Regions from separate parts of the Homo sapiens genome. Here region 2 is linked to region 1. A link is a contact called in ENCODE Hi-C or POLR2A ChIA-PET data. All regions are on one chromosome and are shown on one strand. Each heading gives the region's core, a stretch centred on a gene start or an enhancer-like site at or near the end of the contact. The rest is flanking DNA. Distances are from core to core; before and after follow the strand shown. Region 1 holds the start of LINC01091 (long intergenic non-protein coding RNA 1091). Region 2 overlaps LINC01091 (long intergenic non-protein coding RNA 1091).

Region 1 (7,839 bases), core at 3,633-6,132:
TTTTCCATTTCCTTTCATGTCATGTATACAGTCAGCAAGAGGGGAAGAATACCTTTCCTTCTCTGCTAAGAAATAGCAAGGGATCTTGAATAATTTTCCCTCTGATATGTGTTAACTGATCTTGTTCTACCTCTGTTTTTGCTGTTGGATTGCTGTCTGTCAGACACTGCTGATGATTTCTAAGTAATTCATTTGTCCCACAAGTGGGACAAATTATTCCCTAAAATACTTGAGAAAGTGTACAGTAGAGGAGCCTAGAACAACAAATCTGGCTCAATTCTAGCCTCCTATAATTATCTACATGCCCTGAGGGAAGCCATTTATACCTGAGACTCCATTTACCCCCTCTGTATAACGGACGTGAAGACCTACATGTATTATTAGTCCGTTATCACACTGCTGATAAAGACATATCCGAGACTGGGCAATTTACAAAAGAAAGAGCTTTAATTGGACTTACAGTTCCACATGGATGGGGAAGCATCACCATCATGGTGGAAGGCAAGAAGGAGCAAGTCCCATCTTGCATGGATGGCAGCAGTCAAGGAGAAAATGAGGAAGAGGCAAAAGTGGAAACTGCTCAAACCAACAGATCTCGTGAGACTTACTCACTACCAGGAGAACAGTATGGGGAAAACTGCCCCCATGATTCAGTTATCTCCCACCGGGTCCCTCCTAAAACATGTGGGAATTATGGCAGTACAATTCAAGATGAGATATGGGTGGGGACACAGAGCCAAACCATATCACCACATAAAGGGTGATGAGTATTATAAGCAATGTCCTTTAAGTGCCTAGTATAGTTCCTATCTTACGGTAGATGGAGATATTATTATTCATTACTGCAATGGTTAATACTGAGTGTCAACTTGATTGGACTGAAAGATACAAAGTATTGATCCTGGGCATGTCTGTGAGGGTGTTGCCAAAGGAGATTAACATTTGAGTCAGTGGGCTGGGAAAGGCAGACCCACCCTTAATCTGGTGAGCACAATCTAATTAGCTGCCAGTGTAGCTAGAATATAAAGCAGGCAGAAAAATGTGAAAAGAGAGCCTGGCCTAGCCTCCCAGCCTACATGTTTCTCCCATGCTGGATACTTCCTGCCCTTGAACATCAGACTCCATGTTCTTCAGTTTTGGAACTTGGACTGGCTCTCCTTGCTCCTCAGCTGGCAGAGAGCCTATGGTGGGACTTTGTGGTCGTGTGAGTTAATACTAAATAAACTCCCATATATAGATATGGAGTTTATGGCAGACTCCTATATAACCACCACTAACTGCCATTAAGCTTTAAAAATAAAAGAGTTTTGTCAGTAAATATATGAATGGCTTATAGATGAACACTTCAAATAATCCATTACACAATCTCACCACTCAATATCATACTGTCAAAGAACTCTTATTAAGCAAGAGGACATGTCATGTGAAAGACCCAAGATACACTGAACCATATTACATCAGTACCCTGTTTTGTTTTTACCACTAGACAATTTGTTAGACTGATTTATTTTCTGTTATTACTTTCCATTGTTCCAGGAAAAGGAAAGAAGGAAGAAAGTCTCTTCCTTTGAATGTTAAAGATTTAATTGCGGCTGGGCGCAGTGGCTCACACTTGCAATCCCAGCACTTTGGGAGAATGAGGTGGGTGGATCACAAGGTCAGAAGTTCGAGACCAGCCTGGCCAACATGATGAAACTCCTTCTCTACTAAAAATACAAAAATTATCTGGGTGTGGTGGCAGGTGCCTATAATCCCAGCTACTCTGGAGGCTGAGGCAGGAGAATTTGAACCTGGGAGATGGAGGTTGCAGTGAGCCAAGATCGCACCATTGCACATTGCACTCCAGCCTGGGCAACAGGGTGAAACTCCATCTCAAAAAAAAAAAAAAAAAAAAAAAAAAAAAAAAAAAAAAAAAAAGCATTTAATTGCACTTAATTTTGAACAGAAAGCATGGAGAAAACATCACTTACCTTCTCAAACTCCATTTTGTACACCCCAATTGACTGAGTGGTGCTTTCCCACCCTCATCCACAGATCACAGAGACACAGCTAGGACAGAAGAATTCTCCTCTAACAGCAGATCTGGCTGGGTACAAAAAAAAAAAAAAAAAAAAACAGGAAATGTTCTAAGTGACTTTCATCCATTTATTTCCAAAGTAAATAATCCCACAGAAATGGATAGGAAAAAAATTTAGCCTACATTCTTTTACTTTACAACATAGTTCCAGATATAGTCTTTGGTTTTATTTTCATAACAAGTTACGTTCTTAATATGTCACAGTGAATTTCAAGGAAAGCATTATTTGTCATGGTTCCAAATATTAATGTCTCTGATGAAATTGATGTTTCTGTCATTTCTAGTTGTCAGAGTTTCTGTTTCCTCAAGGTCTTCTCTAGCAACAAAATCCCAAAATTCTTTAAGAACATGAAGATGGCTCTTGATACAATTTTGTATTATATTGCATGTTAGATCTACAAAGAGGCTCTTCTCCCTATACTGAGAGAAACTCTTTCTGATTGAGTCCTTGTGTCTTCTAAAGTGGATCACTTTATGGTATTGTTTGTTCTTAATAGTAATGATCAGAATGGTAACACTAAGCAAAGAGCACCTGTAGGGCTGGGCTAATTATTTTACATATTAGTTTATTTAATCCTCCAAACTTCCTGTAAAATAGGTTTTCATTTCTGCATGGCATAAGAGAGGCTTTCAAGGGATTAAGAGGCTGCAAGTCACAATTTGGTAAAATCTGGAACTAGTAAAATCTACATCTCTCCCCAACTCCAAAACTTGTGTTCTTTATGCAGTACTAACCAGAGTAAGAAGGAAAATGTGTAAATAAATTATGCTACTTGACAGTTATAGAACCTAAGCAAATGATAAATGCAAAGTCTACCAGTAGTGAGTCAAGAGCAAAGTCTAGGGGTTGAACCCAAGCAGCCCCAGACATCCAATCCAGAGCCATGTTTGGGTTAACATTCATAATGTTTTGATTTTTATTCAGAATAATTGCCCACATTTAAAACTATGCAGAATTCCCATAAAAAGCAGGACTGAGAACTTCTATTGACAAATCAGAATATCTAGCAACTTGGGCCTCCACATTCCCACATGGTAGCAATAAGTGAAGCAGAGTAGCAGATGCCCCTTCGGACAGGACACTCCACCCATGCACTGCAGCCTACTCTCTGCTGACTTAGTTTGTGTGCCTGAACCCTCAGGGCTTTTGAGTTTGTGACCCTCCTTTTCTCCATGGCATCCAATGTAGTCAAATTAGAAGGGTAAAATGTTCTCAACTTCATAAATATACAGTGTGTCAAAAACTATAAGAAAGAATGTAACTTGTACCTTTTCCTCAATGGTTTCTTCCTGGGGATGACCCAGAGATTGTGAGGGTTTGGAGAACAGCCTAGGGCCTTCAATTAAAATAGTTTTGTCTTTGGTTACTACCGGAATAAACCTGTAAGCAGACAGCTGTTTCATGCCAGCTGAAATTCTAGTCTTGGGTGGGATGGCAGAGGTTTATGACTTCAGATGAGAAACAGGCAGGAACAGATTATATTCTTATGCCAAGTTTCTCTCTTTATTGCCATGGAAGCAAGAAGAGCAATGCAGAACATGGAAAGCTTTGCTAGAGCAGTGTTTCACTCAGACTTTCTGCAAGACATCAGGAGCTGCTCGAGATTTTGCAAACACATTTATGGGAAAATCATGGCTATAGAAAAGCTCCTAAAATTAAAACAGAGCTGGAAAAGAATAAAGATCATTGCATTTGTCTTTAAACTCAGAAGCAGAACCCCTGGGATTTAGCATTGTATAACAACACTGGAAACATTATTAACATTAATAAATAAACATCTGGATTGACTTGCAGTCTAAATTTAAGTGTCCTAAATATTTTGGCTCAATTATAACTATACTGCTTTTTTCTAAATTCTCAAATGTTTCTTCTGTCCTTAGCTTATATTTCATTTTCTTCTAACTCTTTTAACTCGAATCTTTAAATGGACCTTGTTGTATAAATGTTTAAGCACCAAATGTCTATATAAGGATATGGAATTGATATTGATTTCAGATTTCATATTTGTACAATCTGGGTTCTTTACATACTTATAGGCTTTTAATTGGAATTACATAATCACACCATTTGTTTATCTTTATTTCATATAATGCTTTCTGTTATATATAATTTCAAGAGTGCCAAAATTTACCAACAAAGTTTTAGTTGAGCTAAAATTAAACCTGCATGCTATTATGAAGCTATCTGTTATTTCCATTTTTAAATATAAAATTAGCCAGAGTTAGCCCAGTTTGGGATAGTATTAGGGAGAACCCATAAAATATGGTGACATAAACCACATTATGCCATAATCATGGCCAAGTTTCACTTGAATTCTCAAATGTATTCAAAAAGCAAGAGTAAAGGTCAGCAAAACACATCTTCACCAAGAAAAGTGCAGTAAAACGAATGCCAAATTAAATGGGCCAGCTACAGAGAATTCTACCCATAAACACAATGCTTATACTTAATCTGTTTCTCACCACCTTCATTTGAGAACGCTGGTCTCAGGTCCCTGGGCTGCTGTTCCTGCCTTGAGCTTTTTTGTCGTTGCAAGCCACGGGGTTGCTATGCAAAGTCCCAACGCATGGAACCAGAGTTAATCATTCACAGGCCTTTTTGCCTGAAATAAGATGCTTTTCATTTCCCTTGGCTTATGTGAATAATGAAAAAAGAAAACAAACAAAGGAGATAACTGCACAATGTTAAAAGATAATCCCTTAGCATAACTATTGTCTAGAAGGCTGAGCACCGTAGTCAGGCAAAAATCCAGTCTGCATTCAGTGACTACACTGACATTTATTTATAAGAGATTATGCCGTGACAGAGCTTCAAGTCATTTAGAAATGCTCCCATTCCCCAAGGCCTTCGTTATATTTATATGCAGGAGCCCATATTATTTTTCCTGGTGTTATGGCAACAAGGATTTCAGTGTTTACAGAGCTATCAAGTTCTGACAAGCCAAGCCGGGGACTTTGCATCACTGGCTTGCATTAAAATGGAGCGCAGGACCTGGAGAGCTGAGCTGAAGCTCAGCTGTCTGAACAACTAATACCTGAGCAGAAGAGGGTTAGGAAGCAGGCAAACGGTGCTAATCAACTCACAGAGCCACTTTCCCCCAAGGGAATTTGCCCTCATGATCCTGCGGTTTAAGAAATATATTACAAAATACGCTGAACCTAGGAAGTCATATTAAACTCAAAAGAAAAACAAAACCCAAATTCCTACTACAATTTTGTACTCTGCGTGGATGTTTTAAAGCTGTGTTGAGTATCGTACATTAGAGTCCTTTATTAGGCCTCTGGAGTAGAGAAAGGGGAAATGAAAATGCAGTGGGTGAAGAAAGGGCAGAACAAATACTCTCTCTGTGCCCACCTTTGGTTTTTAACTACACAATGGAGATCAGCCCAGCTTACGTTCACACCTAATTTAACCACTGCCCAGGGCCCAGTAGTTTCTAGCATACTCCAGCTCTGAAGCTAATTACTGCAGGAAGCTGGTTATGAAAATGTCCCAGAAATATCTGTATCTCACAGACAAAATTATTTTGAGAACTTGCCACCTGCTCCACGAAAATAAATATATGGAAGCAGGACCTTGCGCTCCATGGTTTTCTACATTGAAGTTGTTTTCTGGAGTTGGCCCAAACTCCTCCATATTCTCTGACTAGAGACAGAGCTAGAAATCATTTAAAAAAAAAAAAAAGTCCTTCCAAACATACTCTTTGGACATCTTGGTTCTAGATGGAGCAGGAAATAAAAGCCACAAGCTTAACCTCTGATACAATAAGCTACCACCTTCCAGTTCTAGATTTGGGCCTGGGAAATAATCAAGTCAGAGTAAAATGAAACAAGGAGTTCTAACCACATTTCTTTTTCTTCTTTTTCTTTCTCTCTTTATTTTCTTTCCTTTATATATGTGTGTTCATAAGGGTATTGGTACTCATTTGGTTATAAAAGTGTCACACTGAATTGTAGAATGAACTTCACACACGTCTAAATCCTTTTCAGTTTTTTTGAGATAGGGTCTCCCATTGGCAGTGCAATCATGGCTCACTGCTGCCTCAACCTCCCAGGCTCAAGTGATCTTCCCATCTCAATCTCCCAGGTAACTAGGATTACAGGCAAATGCCACCATGCCTGGGTAATTTTTTGTATTTTTTTGTAGAGACAGGGTCTCACTATGTTGCCCAGGCTGGTCTAGAACTCCTGGGTTCAAGTGATATGCCTGCCTCAGCCTGGGATTACAGGCATGAGATACCACACCCAGCTAATTTTTTTTTTTAATTGAGGTTTTGTTCTGTTTTAAGGATAAATAGCAAGAAATATGCAGATTTCCTAATGCTTAAGGTGAACATTTCAACAAATAATGAACTGAGACTTGCCAGGTACCGTAGACATGTGGAAAAAAGTTTTATTTACACAGTATACACTTTTAAGTCATATAAAATAATTTTTAATGGCAGAAAAGGTAGTAACAATAATTACACTAAATGTCTCTGAATGTCTTTCTTAGTAAACTAGAGCTATATAAGAAAATAGCTAGAAATGGGTGAGTGTGATCTCCTGGATTTTCCCCTTGGAAAAGACCAGTATTGACAGGGCCGCTTCACAAGACTCACTGGGAAGCCTGGGAGAGGCACAGGTCTTTGTGGCCCAGATACACAGCAAGCCCATTCTCTCATTAGCAACAGTGACCACTGTTTACAATACCTGTTGCTATCAGAGACTTTACCTTTTTTTTTCTTAAGAGTTAATCTTGCTCATAGTTTGTCAGCTCTTTTGGGATCCTAGCACACAAACTAGATTATCTGCGGCTGCTCTTCCCAGCAGCCAGAGATTAAAGGATATCATTTAAAGTTGTGCTTTCGGTGTCTTTTTATTTCTTTTGGTCTGCTCACTTCAGTTTACCACACAGCAGCTGCCAAGGCAGCTGATGTTACCATCTTCATCACAATGGTCTTCATCATTATCATCAAGAGAAGAACTTATTACAAACGTAATTTCCCAGATATCTTTCCTATGTGCTCTCAAGAAAATTACATAAGCTTGGGTCTGACCACAAACTCTGTAAATTCATCATTCATTCATTCATCATGTATTTTTTAGCCTTTAACTGTGTATGGCACTGTACACTACACTAAGGATACAGTAATATACAAGGTAAACAAGGTCTTCATCCTGATTGAGGTAAAATTCTATGGGGAGACAGTCAAATACAAATAAATCAACAAGTAATACAAATGCTGGTGTCAAATTTGCTAAAAAGGAAATTAAGACATTATGATGAGAATGACATAGACTATCTTTAGATATTGAGTGCTTAAAAACTTCTTCCCTGAATGACATTTAAGAAGGGACTTGTTGGGTAAGAAAACAGTTCTGAATTAATAAACTAAAAGCATTCTGTTCATGGTAAACCTAATGCTGCACAGGGCTCTTAATGGCTACTTAAATTAGATAAAATATTTCTGCCATATTTTACATCTCTCAGTTTTCCAGAGGATTGAACTGGATGATTTGGGGGAAGACTTATGTCTTACTCCAAAGCTTGATACTACATCATTAACTAATTCTATCTTTTGACCTCATTCATATTTTGGGTCCCACAACAGACCAGGACCTTCCTTTACTGAAGGAAGGTATAGAAACGTGTTTTTTAACCTGGCAGATTCCTGAAAAATTTCTCTTAGTATCCATCCTGAATTTACATACAAAATAAACTATATGGTTTATATACAAATCACTAATGAGAACATCTAGCACTTTCATCAGGTTTTTAA
Region 2 (7,839 bases), core at 2,051-4,550, 50 kb before region 1:
TAGGGTTTCAACATATGGTTTGAGGTGGTGACACAATTTAGTGCGTAACAATGACAGAAAACTGGTACTGCAAAAATCTTGAATTCAAATAGACTGTTTCAAAATATTTTCTTACTAATTCTGAGGCTTGGGTGTATCTCCAGCTACATGATCCATGCATTTGAGTTACTAAACCTCCATTCTTTCCATCTACATCCCTCAACACGCAGTGCAAAGGATATCTCCCCAATGCACTGCAAGGCATCTATAGGGCGCTGGTAATTGCTTAACTAACTGTCCTAAAAATAATATATGCATTTTTATTTACACATGCACATACATTTTTGTATACTTGAGATTTTTTACATAGACATAATAAATTTTGCTAATATAAAGCATATATAGCACACAATTTACAACATATAAAATATTGATTATAAAGTCTATACAGCCAATTGATTATCACAGAATGCTTCTCTTGTATTTTCCAAACTCATACCCAAACTATGGTTGCAATGAACAAGTGTTCTGACATGAATGTTTGGTGATACTTTCATTTATGTTACTAAGTAAAATGAAAGTGATACAAAAAAGATGTGCATCTCAGAACTTCATTCTTTCACCAATGACTTGAGCAACTTTCAGACAATAGTTTCAAATACTAGAAGAATACTTCCACAGTTTTTTGTGCCATGGCACAACACTCTTAATCTGCATCATTAACATTTTCTTCATCGCTTTAATTCTAATTAATAAACAAAACAATAAGTCAAGTATTTATATGCAGCATTTGCAGATTTTCATGATATAAATACTCCCGCCATGGCTGTTTTCAAGCTACCAATGTGATATATTACCAAATACAGGGTTGGAAAGAGATGCACAGTAGTTCACTTTCAGATCATATTTTCACCAGACAGATACAATCGATGGGAATAACCTCAAGAGCATAGATAATAATAATGTATCGTTATTAAGGTGTGATGAGTTGTAGTACTTATTGCCTTTGTTTCTCAAGTAATTTATTGTAAGTTTGTAATGTAATTTTTAATAATGGCTGTGTTTAACAATTGATTTGCAAACTTTGGAAATGTATCCATCGGCTCTAGAGAGCAGGTATGAGCCATCTCCAGCATATGAGTCTTCAGCTCTCTGCAATTCCCTAACAAATCTTCACCTTCTATCTTCTCCCTTCCTAGTGGTCAGCCTGCTTGTGATAAAAATGGTATATTTGAGCACTTCTGAATTTCCACCCTGACCCTGCTCCTCCTCGGTGGAGTAAACCTGAATTCAGTGATCTTCCTCTGACCTATCCAAACCCCTAGACTCTGGCATTCCAGAGAGAGAGCCTTGATTGGACCTTTCAGGATTGACTCCCAAACTGTGAAGCACCATACTTATTGCAGAGATCATGGATGTATGTGCCAGTACACTAAGCCTTTTCTGAGTTTGGTCTTAATTTCATAGTTTTGAGCACCTATACTTTGTTGTTATGGTTTGTATGTGTAATTATTGCCCAGTATTATTGCAGATGGCCTTTGTTATCTGTTTTTCATCATTGTTATTGTTGTTTATTAGTTCAGGAAATAAACTAGGATATAAACACAATTCTTCTGCCATCTCTAGTCAAAAATCTGCATTTGGTCCTAAATTTAAACATTTTTCATTTGAAAGCCAAGTTCCTCATTACATATAATGCCCTTGAGAAATGCAATTTAAAAGAGGTGCAATGAGAAAATAAAGTATGGCAGTACCAAAATAAATGTTCTTCACAAACAAAAGTGCTGAGTATATAGGAAATTATTACAACAGTGAAAAAGTCTGTATGTCAGTACATGTGCTAATCTTATACAAATGTTTAGAGGACCAGATCTTTTTAATCTTCAGCTGAAATGTATTACAAATCTTGTTTAAAGATAAGAAAAGAGGAAATATCTACATGTGTTTCCCATATAAATGGAAGATATAATTTTTAAGGAGGGGAAACAAGGACAATTGACTCACAAACAAGTCATTCCAAAATGGTGGATTCTGTGGTATTTATCTTCTGTTTGTGGAACATTTACAATACAAAAAAAAAAAAAAAAAAAACCCATGTTCTACATCATTCCCACAAAGTCTTCTATTTGCCGAAAGAAAATATATCATTGTGTAGAAGAAAACTAGAGGAAAAACAGAGGTATGTGATTAACATGCTCGATTTTTTTTTATATACACAGATTTATTTCAGAACACTTTGAGACATATCCTAATATTTAACATTGAAAAACCTGAACAAATACCCATTTTAGCATATATTTCTTCTTCAAAATTTACTTCCGTATGAGAGGGGGGATAAAAGACAATACAACCGAAAGCAAGACACTAAGAAAGAAAATTGCATATCTGGGAAGGATGAAAAAGAATGCATGAGATGGCAACAACCCATCCAATGTGAAACTATTTATCAGGCCAAAAGTCAGCTATCTTCCCATAGGAAGTTGTAGGGGGGAAGCATTGGCAAATCTTATCTTCCGAGGGAGATAGACGGTCCCTAGAGTAACAACAACTCCATCAAGTTTTCACTGAACAGTTTCCAGATAAATAATGTCTTTCCACAAATAATCTGCTCTCGAAAGGCAGCCCCCAGACATGAGAAGCAGGAGGAATGGCTAAGGGCTGTGGAATTTTCTGAACATGAACAGTGAAGAATGTAAGTCTTTGTAACTGAGGAATGAGATCATTTTGAAAAATAAATGTCTAGAACCAGGGCTATTGCACAAGTAGGCACGTTTTCAGGGCCTCAGAAAAATGCATTCTCAAGATTAATCTTTACATCTGTTTCCAGAGTCCTCATTCAAAAGTTGACACTTTTGTACAAAGAACACCCTAGTGCTGACTGTGACAAGCAGGCAGCATTGCCAGCGATTTACCAGCAACTCATAAATCTGTGGGAAATACTCCACATATAGTCCTGCCACCCTCACTAAACCCTTGCAACCTCTCCTTGCCCCTGAAATTTGGAGGCTTAGAGCACAGAGAGAAAATAAAAGCAATATAAAGTGTGAGAAGAAAGTAGCCTAATATATAAAATAAAAGACAAAAGCAGACTGGATTATGCCAGCAAGCCATCTGCACAGCTGAAGGCTTCTTCAGGCAAAAAAAGGCTCCACTGTTCCTGAATCAATTGCTTCCTATTCACAGGCTCACTGTATAGGGCTAAATTCAAAATGGCTCTCGGGAAATTCTTGCCAATCCTGTGGTCTGATTTTAGGCTCTATTTTTCCCTTTCTTTTAAAGACCCGAGGATGTAAGTATGTATTAGTGCTGTAAACTTGCCAGCATTCACTGGAATGAGTCAAAGGACCTGGCATTAAATCACAGGGATTTGAGTTGCTAATAAATACAGCAGGCCCCATCCATTGTTGATTAATTCTGACTGAAACCTAAACACCAAACAACAAACACTCTTCTGAACTGCTCTGGTACCCATTAGTTTGATGTGTTTATTAGACAGGGCTGTGTTCTTTCAAGTTTATTAACAACAGATTAAAAAACTGCAAACAAATCTAGGTTTCTTTTTATGATTTAAAAGTGTGGGTACCATTTACTAATGTTTTTAGGGTTAACTGTAAATCCAAACAAGGCTGAAAAAATTATGTCAAACTAAGATCTTGGTACAAAGTATGAATAGTTACTGTCAATGTGCACCTTCCATTATTCAAACAGTTAAAATTTCTATTTTATTTTTTAGAATTGTCATGTTTTTTAAATGCATCCTTGAACAGAGCCTTAAGCAGTATCATAGGTTGAAAAATAAAGTTTTTTCAAGTAATATGATTGATTGCGTACTTTTAAAGATTACAGAAGTTAATAAGACATTTTCATGGTATTTAATTATATTTACCATGTAGCAGAGTTCCTGTACATTTATTCTGATTGGGTCAACTAGCACATATCCATAGAATGTGTGGTATATTATCTATTAGCAGTGCATCAAAGTAAAAAAAATTACAAGCAAATGCACACTGTGCAAAGATAATCAAAAGTGCCCCAGTATCAAGAATTCAAATCATCATATTACAAGCACAAATTTTCAAACCATTTGAATATATTAACCGTGACTATTAAAGTCTGGGTGAATCCTTAAAAATTTCCAAGGTGCATACTATTAACAAATTGGTAGAAGTCCTGAAAAGGCCCAAGAAGTCCTCAAAAAGGCCCAATTATTGCTATTTCAAAGTCTTCAGTGGAAACAAAGATACGGAGACACATAAGTCATATTTACAGTTCCAGGAAAATTACCATAAAAGATATTTACCTTAATCTAAGCTACCTAAGCCTGCAAATCAATTGTACTGATTTAAAAACCATATATTTATATTCTATTAATAGGTTTTACAACTAAGTAAATTTTAAATACCATGTAATTTTAAGCACTTTTCTTTAAATAACGTGTGAAGAAGAAGAATTTTCATGTTTTGGCTAAACAGAAAACTTATTGTCAAATCTGGAGCCTTGGGAAATCCATCATGTCCCAAGGTCATATGAAGCAACATTTGGATTTGTAAAGCCTTCTATAAGTGCATCTGCTATTGCAGTCACAAAATATTCCAACCCAAATCTGTTACTGCAATATCTAAATTTTCCCCCGAGCTTCCCAGACCACCAGAGCTCAACTCAGCAACTCCAAAATTAAATCATTACCTCTTTTAATACTAAATCGTGTTTTCTTAATTTTAACAGCGTGTAAACTACCAAGCTTTTATTCCCTGTTTTTTCCATGAGCACACAAAAGCCACGCTAGTGAAGATCAGAAGACAAGTATAGCAGATTATAAATTTGATTGGCCCATTCAACCCAAAGATTACTACTATTACGGTGGTATTGGTGGTGATTACTATCATGAGACACGAGTAGTGTTTGACTTTATGACATCCACAAACAAATCCTCTTCACCAAAAGAGAGCATTATAAGCATTTCAAAAAACATATGGTACGAAAAATATAGCATTGTGTCGAAAATGGTGAAGACCTAGATACTTCATTAAAAAAAAAAAAGTAATGTTGCCCCTAGTACATGCTCCCACGAATAATTAGTTGATTGAGAATAGAAAAGAGGAGATAAGTGAGGTAGAGAGGAGGGCAGGGGAAGAGGGCATGGGGAAGGAACAGAAGTATGTTAAAGCTTATTACAGTAACATGAATCAAATAATGTTTTCAATCAATGATAGTTGGTTAAAACTAAAAGAATAAGAGAATAAATAACATGTATTACCAATAATTAATGACTAATTATTCCACTTCTATTTATTAGAGAATAAGCACTTTATAAAACTAAACTTTGCATTGTTAATTTTTTGAAGACTAGATTGAGATAATTAGCATCTTGTTATCTTTCGAGATAGAAAAAGAAAATAGAGAATTTGATGGGAAATTCATCTAGTTTTCTTTGATACTATTTGAAACACAATTTCTTAGTCAGAAAACTAAATGATGTTTTGGATTAACATCTCAGGCCTTTAATAATGTAGCCCTGTACAAAATTCTTTTTTCCTATAATGCCCAGAGATGCTCTGATTTCCCATGCATGTGGTTTTGGCCTCATCCTTTGTCTTTCATAGAATCTATCCCCTCTCTATCCATCTGTCAACATTAGACCCACTCTCCAAAGTCTATCTCAAAGGCACCAAGGTTAAGAAATAGAATATAAGGTAAGAGGTGGCAACCTTGTTCTGGAAATAGATCTAACTGAAGAAAGAAAGCAATCATTACATACACCAGAATATTTCAAAGTTGTGGGTAGAATTTCCTCCTAAAATTACACTTAAAGTGAGAATATTATGAATCTCATTTCTCTCAGTTGAAAACAAATCTTCTTCTAGATCCCCTAAACACTGATTGAGCGCCTCCCATCTGAAGAGTATTTTGCTAATCTCTAGGTGCCATTAACTGCCACCCTTTCCTAACCACTCAGGTTTGTTCTCAGCCACCACCTTCAACCTCTGCTTTGACATTTAGCATATTCTGCCCCTTTTGGTATTTGGGGTTTTTTTGGCTTGGTGGGGGAGGGGAATGTTGGTCATCATTGCTTATTTTTCATGCTCCACTATATTAAGTCCTCAAAAACAAATTTGTCTCTAGAGCCCCTAATGTGTAGTAGCTGGAAATAGCCAATGCTTAATGATTCCTAGTTGAATTAAGCTAGGACATAAAACTGAGTTTCAGAGAACAAAACCCAAATTACAAATTCCATTTTCAGTATCACTAGGAGATAGTTAAAGTCCATCACAAAATATGTAAAAGGATCCCCAAAAGCACGGGAGTGCAACAAGGGAAGGTGAGGGATAAAGTGATGAAAGGACTTTGAGGCTACAGAAAGAGCTGCCAAAGTGACTTCTGCTTTTCAGAGGTAAGGAACACACCCTGTGCAAAACCTCAGTTAAATCCCTTTATCTGCAAGAGTTGGAAGAGTATGTTCTGTCTAGTCTCAGGAACGTCCCTGTGCATGGTTTGATTCCAAGAAAAAAAGGAGAAAAGCATCAGTGAGAAGCCACACAAGCCATATTTTCAGGGATCATGAAGAGAGGAAAAAAATAAAACTTTGCACTGTAAGGTAGCATAAACAAGAACCTCCCAAAATGGCTGTCAATATCCATAGGAAAAGTAAAGGCTAGCCAAGTTATACACAAAAGCCTGAGTTATATAAAAATTTTAATTTTTCTGAAACCAGCACTGACCCCTCCCCTCAAGTGAGCCTCCTACAAATTGCAGAAAAACTCACCTTATCCAAAAATAGTTTATCAAGAAAGAACATACACAATATCAAATCAAAGGTATTACACATAAAAGGAGTCAAGGAACAGGAAATACAAATGACAGACCCAGATTAGTCTCAAGAAAAGTGTTGCCACTGCGAAGACGAATAGAGTGACTACACGCTTTTGCCATTAAATTAAAAATCTCAATGAGGTAATTGTTTCTGTGACACTAAAACATAAAGCTGTACATACAAGATGCAAGAACTCAAGAAAAAATTAGGACTCTTGGAGGAGATAAAATATGAACTTATAGGTCAGGGAAGGGATAGAAGGAAAAATAAGATTATCATAGAAATGAAGCTGAAATAAAAAGGTGTATGAGAGAAAATGGCCACTGCCAAAGTACATAAAGGATAAAAAGAAAAAGAGCAAGCAAAAATGGAAATAAAAAGATGAAAAGGATTAGAAAAGGAAATGATGAGCTGGGCATGGTGGCTCATGCCTGTAATCCTAGCACTTTGGGAGGCCAAGCCAGGAGGATCACTTGAGCCCAGCAGTTCAAGACTAGCCTAGGCAACTTAAGGAGACACTGTTTCTACAAAAATTTTCTTAAAATTATGCGGGCATGGTGGCATATGCCCATGATCCCAGTTACTTGGGAGGCTGAAGTGGGAGGATCACTTGGGCCAGGGAGGTTGAGGCTGCAGTGAGTCATGATCATGCCACTGCACTCCAGCCTGGGAGACAGAGCAAGACCCTGTCTCAAAAAAAAAAAAAAAAAAAAAAAGGATGTGGTGACTCACGCTTGTAATCCTAGCACTTTGGGAGGTTGAGGTGGGCAGATTGCCTGAAACTCAGGAGTTTGTGACCAGCCTGGGCAACAGGGCGAAACCCTGTCTCTACTAAAAATACAAAAAAATCAGCTGAGCATGGTGGCAGACACCTGTAATCCCAGCTAATCAGGAGGCTGAGGAAGAAGAATTGCTTGAACCCAGGAGGTGGAGGTTGCAGTGAACTGAGATCATGCCACTGCACTCCAGCCTGGGTGACAGAGAAAGACTCTGTCTCCAAAAACAAAAAACAAACAAAGGAAATGATGGTTAGAGAACAAACAAAATTT

What was found. Hi-C counts contacts between places; a loop is a spot of excess contacts on that map. ChIA-PET counts read pairs that join two places held with the same protein, here RNA polymerase II (POLR2A).
Region 2: a map of chondrocyte shows a loop between it and region 1 (5-fold over the local background). The contact joins the enhancer-like site here to the promoter of LINC01091 in region 1. A Hi-C loop is called at or near these places in 1 of 168 maps with a recorded cell type or tissue (chondrocyte). POLR2A ChIA-PET finds 5 or more read pairs at or near these places in 2 of 52 experiments (HEK293 and activated T-cell).

The regions. Positions count from the first base shown.
Region 1 is chr4:123,647,034-123,654,872 of GRCh38, reverse strand. It overlaps LINC01091 (long intergenic non-protein coding RNA 1091), which reads right to left and starts at 4,882. Exons shown (of 6, transcript NR_027105.3): 1 at 4,544-4,882; 2 at 1,971-2,086.
Region 2 is chr4:123,695,437-123,703,275 of GRCh38, reverse strand. All of the region lies in intron 3 of LINC01091 (long intergenic non-protein coding RNA 1091), which reads right to left. Among named protein-coding and RNA genes, the nearest start is that of LINC01091, 49 kb to the right of the region's middle. Within about 2 kb of position 3,300, at least 5 of the 41 ENCODE cell types and tissues checked have a DNase peak (open chromatin) inside an H3K27ac peak, as active enhancers do.